Linked DNA regions of Homo sapiens: region 1 is linked to region 2. A link is a contact called in ENCODE Hi-C or POLR2A ChIA-PET data. All regions are on one chromosome and are shown on one strand. The core of a region is the stretch at or near the end of the contact, and the rest is flanking DNA. Distances in the headings are between cores, read along the strand shown. Region 1 holds the start of ADGRG5 (adhesion G protein-coupled receptor G5). Region 2 holds the start of DRC7 (dynein regulatory complex subunit 7).

Region 1 (2,860 bases), core at 162-2,661, 150 kb before region 2:
ATGGGGTAGGCAGGGCCTCCTCCTGAGCCCTAAGAATAGCCAGTTGGGCTCACATTCAGCATGAGGAAGGAGGAGGTTGGCATGGCAATCCTAGAGGTAGCTGGGTGACCTCGGAAAGGAAGAGCCTGGAGGTCAAGGTCTGGATCCTGATCAAAGAAAACCGAAGCGCAAAGAAGGGCCAAGGCTTGCCCAAGTCACCCAGAGGGAGTGTAGCCCAGGAGTCAGGACACAGGTGCACCGGTGTCCCTGCAAAACCTTCACCGTGCAGCTGGGGTGGGGACCTGGCTGCCCTCCAAGGAGCAGCTCCCTCCTGCTTCAGCAGAGGCCACTTGTACTACCTGCAAGCTGTATTTGGGCTGATGCGGGAAGGGCCCCAGTGAGGCAGAGAGCGGGGAGACCATGTTAGGACCTGTCTGGTTTCTCCCTTTTGCTGCCTCTCCATCTTTCCCCCAGGGCTGGAAGAGCACATTCCTGAGTCAGTTTTCCCAGGAGTCTGGATGGGGCCCAGGCAAGAGAGAGCACCGTCTCCCCATTACCAACACTCTCTCTCTATCCCCCACACACACCTCCTTGCTTTCCCTTAGAGCTCTTCAGAGGGTATGGCTGATGCAGGACAGGCCTATCCAGCTGCCTGGCTCAAGGAGAAGCTGGCCAGCTTTCCAGCCTCATGTTTTCTGGGCTCTGTGGCCAGGGAGGCCCCTCTCCACCATGCTCTGCCACTTGGCAACTCTGGGCCAGGCCCAGGTCCTCTCTGGGCTTCAGGTCCCTCATCTGTGAAATATGACGGCTTCATAGAGCACTTCCAGTGACTTTGCCAGCCTTACCTTTTGTAAGCCCCACACTGCCCTGCAAGATGGTACTGTCATTATCTCCATTTTACAGAGGGGAAACAGGTTCAGAGAGCATGAGTGGCTTGCCCCAAGTCACCCACCCAGTAAGTGGTGGGCTTGGTACTTGAACCCAGGCAGTCTGACCAAGCTGCTGCCTGAGGTCTTTGCCATCATCAATATGCCATCAATTGTCAGGTCAGGCAGGGATCATTTTCCCTTTTCTATAGATGGGAAAACTGAGGCCCAGAGGGGCAACATGTCTTGCCCAAAGGTGCAGAGCTCAGGTGGGTCTTGCGCACTGCATAAGGCCACGTTGCCATGTCCTTGAGCACCTCCACAGAGGAGCAGCCACCCCAGGAAGTAGCTGCAGACTCTACGGGGTGATACCCTCAAAGGGTGACCAGGGCATGACCGACAGCTCGAAGGAAGCAAAGAGGCTGCTGCTGGTGAAAGAAGAAGTGAAGTGAGAGTGTGGTGCCTGGGCCTGGGGTGAAGGGAGCAGAGAGAAGTGCAGTGGGGGTGCAGGTGTGGGGCAAAGGGAGAGGCCACCCACAGACGCCTCCCGACTTCCCCTTCTTCCTGCAGAAGCTACAAGACAGCAGCCGAGACAGCAGCTGAGACGGCAGCGGCAGCTTCTCAGGTCAGCCTCCTCCGGGCCTCTCCCCACTCTCCTCTGCCCAGTTCTCTGTCCTTATCCACAGGCCCCTCAGTGGGCACTGGCCATACCCATGTCCAGGTGGGCACAGACCTGGTGATATCCTGGTGAGCAAGCTGGGGACCCACCCTCCTTCCCTTTCTGGTTGGCAGCTCCACATCTGGGGCAATGTAGAGATCTGTGCTTTTGGAAGGAGGGGCAATTTAAATTAAGAAGTGGTTAGGCATGGGTCTCGAATCTTAGCTTCCCCGCGAGGTCTGGGACAAGTGAAGAGAGGTTTCTTTTCTGGACCTCAGTTTCTCATCTGTAAAATGGGGTGAGTCTGGGAACCTGCACCTTGGATGGCTGTCAGGGGCTCAGTAGAGGACCTGGCACACAGTTTGTGCTTGGCAATCTGGAGCAGGTGCAGCTCCTTTCAGAGTGACCTGGATTGGATCCTGGGGACAGCATGTCTCAGGTAAATGGACCTGCTGCTGGCTTGGTCACAGACTTCCTGTTGGGCTCCAGGGTGGCCTCTCTTTCCCAACCTGGGAAATAGGGTTACTATAGCATTTCTTAGGGCTTTTTTTTTTTTTTTTTTTTTTGAGACGGAGTCTTGCTTTGTTGCCCAGGCTGGAGTGCAGTGGTGCGATCTCGGCTCACTGCAACCTCCACCTCCCAGGTTCAAGCGATTCTCCTGCCTTAGCCTCCTGAGTAGCTGGGATTACAGGCACCAGCCAGCATGCCTGGCTAATTTTCGTAATTTTAGTAGAGGCGGGATTTCGCCACTTTGGTCAGGCTGGTCTCGGACTCCTGATCTCAGGTGATCCACCTGCCTTGGCCTCCCAAAGTGCTGGGATTACAGGCGTGAGCCACCGTTCCTGGCCTGTTAGTGCTTTTTTGCAGAGACCACAGGTTGATTGATTCCTCACCCAGGCCAGGGGCAGGGGCTCCAGACTGTGGTTGGCAGGGGCAGGTGGGGCTGTGTGCGGAGAATGGCTGGCTCAGTAGGCCTTCGTGCTGCTGGGGAGAGGTGGGCTTCGGGGGTGCATGGTCAGCTGTAGGGAGGAAGGCAGGGGTTCCCAAGCCTTGTGCTCAGATGTATTCCTGGCCAAGGACTTTGATCAGAGCCCTGGACCTTTCTCAGGGCCTGATTCCCAGGAGAGGATCAGGGAAATTGTTGTTTGAATTTCTCTTTCTGGGAAATAGATTTCCTTGGCCTCATTTTACAGATGAGAAAACCTGAGACACAGAGAGGTCAGGTGCCTGCCCAGTGTCACACAGCCTAGGCACTGAATACTGCAACTGGTTATCAAATTCTCATCTTCCAAAGGCTCTGTCCTGTGCTCCACAGCTCCTCATTTCTCTATTGGCCTAAATAGAGTCTTACTTGTCT
Region 2 (3,016 bases), core at 216-2,715:
GAAGAGGTAATAAGTGTGGATCCACACAATAACGTGGAGAGATCTTAAAAACACAGCCCTTCATGAAAATATAAGAACCAGAAGGATATATTTGTTCAGTCTCATATTAAACATATATTAAAAACACCAGCATGCCAAACAATACTCATTTTGGAAAAAAAAAATACACATCAGAATGGTTACTTTATAGAGGTGGGAAATGAAAGTGGGTATGAAGAGAAAAAGGAATGAATAAATATGTAAAAGGAATGAAGTGTTGCATAGGGTTGAAAAAGGACAATGAAGCCTATGCTGCATCCCACTAGCATAACGCATCACCTGTTTTCCTTTCTCCTCCCTCCTCCCTTCCTGCCTTCATCCCAGCCAGTTCCCCACAGAGGTAATTACGAGTTGCTTAGCACCAAGTCTGAAATACTACACACACTGTCTCGTGAGCTCTCCACAGTGCAATTGATCCTTTAGCACCAAGTCTGAAATACTACACACACTGTCTCGTGAGCTCTCCACAGTGCAATTGATCCTTTACAGCTTATTTTTATGGCTGCATGATATTCCAGCTGGGAGGGGGAACATCATTCTCTATTCATGAGAATTGAGGCAATTCCTAAGTTTCTAGCAGTAACACTAACTGTGCAAACTTGTCAGCACAGTGACAGTCTGGATTCCCTCCTGGCAGCCCTATCCCCTGACCAAAAAAGGCCCATGCACCCCTCCCTCCAAAAATAAAACAGTGAAGATTATATTTTAGGACTGTATTGGTAAAAACACAGATATAATTCAGGGCAGATTCACACTTATATAGTCATTATTATTCTCATTTTTTTCTTCTGAATTTAAAAGAAATTAAACATTTTCATGAGCCACTAGCCTAATGGATAGGTTTTCCCCGTACTTCGAGGTAATGTTCTACATCACAGCTCCGGCCTGGACTAGAACCCAGGACTCAGTCAAGGCAGCCTGGTTCTGTCCACCGCAGCTGGCAGCTACTCCAGGCCCCACACTGGTTTCTGTCTGTCTCGATCAAGGCCACATTCGGCATGCCGTGGGGCAGGGGCTGTGCTGTGCTGGTAAATGTTTAACAACTGGCTGGCTCAGAGGAAAAGCCCTGGTCTTGGCGTTTGCTAATTTTTGTGGTGTAAATAACCCCATGGCCAATTTTTTTTTTTTTTTTTTTTAGAGAGGTTCTCACTATATATTGCCCAGGCTGGTTTTGAACTCATGGGCTCAAAGGATTCTCCCGCCCTGGCTTCCCAAAGTGCTGGGATTACAAGTGTGAGCCACCGTGCCCAGCCCTCTTAATTTTTAATAATGGCTGTGTTTCACAAAAATTTTGGAAAGTTTAACAACTATCAAGTTGATGCCCCACTATACCAGTGCACCGCTGGCAGAAGGACCCATGAAACCTGGGAAGACTACATTTCCCAGAAGCCTCCTCTCCCAGGACCGGCGTTCAGCTTCCCAGGTTGTTACCATGGAGATGGCTAACAGCTAGAGCAGGCTGTCCTCGGAGGGGTGAGGAGGGAGCAAGGGACTTGGGGTGGCTGGACCCTGTCTGGCAGGGAAAGGGTGAGGCTGGTGGCCCCCTTCTGCCTGGGGGCCTCCAGCCCTGATCTTTCTGGGGAAGTTGTTGGTGGGGTGTGTGTGCGTGTTTATGTGTGTTGGGAGGAGGAAGTTGCTGGTGGAGAGGGGGTGCAGGGAAGGGCCGGTGGGTTGGGGCAGAATCTAAGGAACCTTGAGATAAGACTGCCTTCCCCACACTGGGCTATAGCTGAAGAGGCCACCTGTGTAGGGAATAAAGTGCTGTGGGTTCTTCTCCCCAGCTCTGCCTCTGATGGTGTTCTGGGACTGACACGTCGGCTTCCTCTTCAGCCTACTTCTTTCCTTGCCCACCACTCCCCCACCCCCACCATCCCTTCTAGCACTTCCCCATCTCATATCTCTTCCAGCCTGAGACACACAGGTTTCACAACCAGAAATACAGGGGTTCAAATCCCAGACCTGCTACTTACTGGCTGTACCTTAAGCAGTGCACTTAACTTCTCTGGGCCCCAATCTTCTCATCTGCAAAGTGGGTGTCCTCAGTGTCTGCCTCATAGAGTCAGTAGAGGATAAGTGAGATGATCTCCGTACAACCCTCAGCACAGGTCTGACACACAGTAGGCATTCAGCAAACTGTAAATGCCTTGTAATGGTGATGACTGCCCTTCCTGGGCTCATTGTCTCTGGGACCAAGAGGCCAACAAATGGATCTGATCACTGAGAAGTGCTGCTTGGCTAGAGGTTCTCCCCTGAGGATCTGGGGTCCTGAATGGTGTTGGGCTACCTAGGCCTTGGGTGGCTTCCAGCCAGATGAGCATTCGTCCCCTCCTGAGTCCCAGAGCACAGAATGTCAGAATTGGACAGAAAATATCTGCCCTCCCTTCCTACTATAAAGAGAAACTAAGGCACAGAAAGGCGCAGACAGTGACCCAAGGGTCCAGCAGGAGCTACTGGCAAAGCCAGGGTTTCCCCAACCAGGCTCAGTCGTGGCTGGTGGCCAGGGACTCACCTCCCTAGGAGGCCGAGGTGGCCCATGTGGGTGTGGAGTTGGAAATTGGGGCCAGCCTTTATCTGCTGCTCCCTTCTGCCCTCTTGCTCCTGGCTTCACCCAGGGAAGTGGGGGATGATTAGAAAATCAAGGGGATTCTGCTTTTTTTCCTTACTACTCGCCCCCTTTGTCCTGTGGGTTTCGTTTGTTTTCCTCATCTCTGGACCCCCATTTGCCGTAAGGAAAACAGATGTTCGAGGACAGAAATGGAAAGACCCCAGCTGGGAGGCTGCAGATAGTGCATCAGCTGGGATGGCGTTGGGTGGTGTGGAACAGGGACCCCCATAGAAGCTGAGGTTTCTTATATAAGGAAAGGCTAGAGGTGGCACTCCAGGCCTCTGTGGCACTGCTGGGGACCCCAGCTCCCCCATCTCTCGGCCCTGCCGTCCATAGCAGGCAGCTTTAGCCCTCATGTGTGGCCACCTCATG

Evidence for each region. A loop is a pair of places that touch in the nucleus more often than their neighbours do. ChIA-PET counts read pairs that join two places held with the same protein, here RNA polymerase II (POLR2A). Pooled maps may share reads with other maps.
Region 1: a pooled map shows a loop between it and region 2 (2.3-fold over the local background). The contact joins the promoter of ADGRG5 here to the promoter of DRC7 in region 2. A Hi-C loop is called at or near these places in 2 of 50 pooled maps. POLR2A ChIA-PET finds 5 or more read pairs at or near these places in 6 of 52 experiments (OCI-LY7, WTC11, activated CD4-positive, alpha-beta T cell and 2 more).

Annotation. Positions count from the first base shown.
Region 1 is chr16:57,541,232-57,544,091 of GRCh38, forward strand. It overlaps ADGRG5 (adhesion G protein-coupled receptor G5), which reads left to right and starts at 1,412. Exons shown (of 12, transcript NM_001304376.3): 1 at 1,412-1,470. RefSeq lists an enhancer at 1,192-1,361 and a silencer at 2,756-2,805.
Region 2 is chr16:57,693,341-57,696,356 of GRCh38, forward strand. DRC7 (dynein regulatory complex subunit 7) reads left to right here and starts at 1,466. Exons shown (of 19, transcript NM_001289162.2): 1 at 1,466-1,512.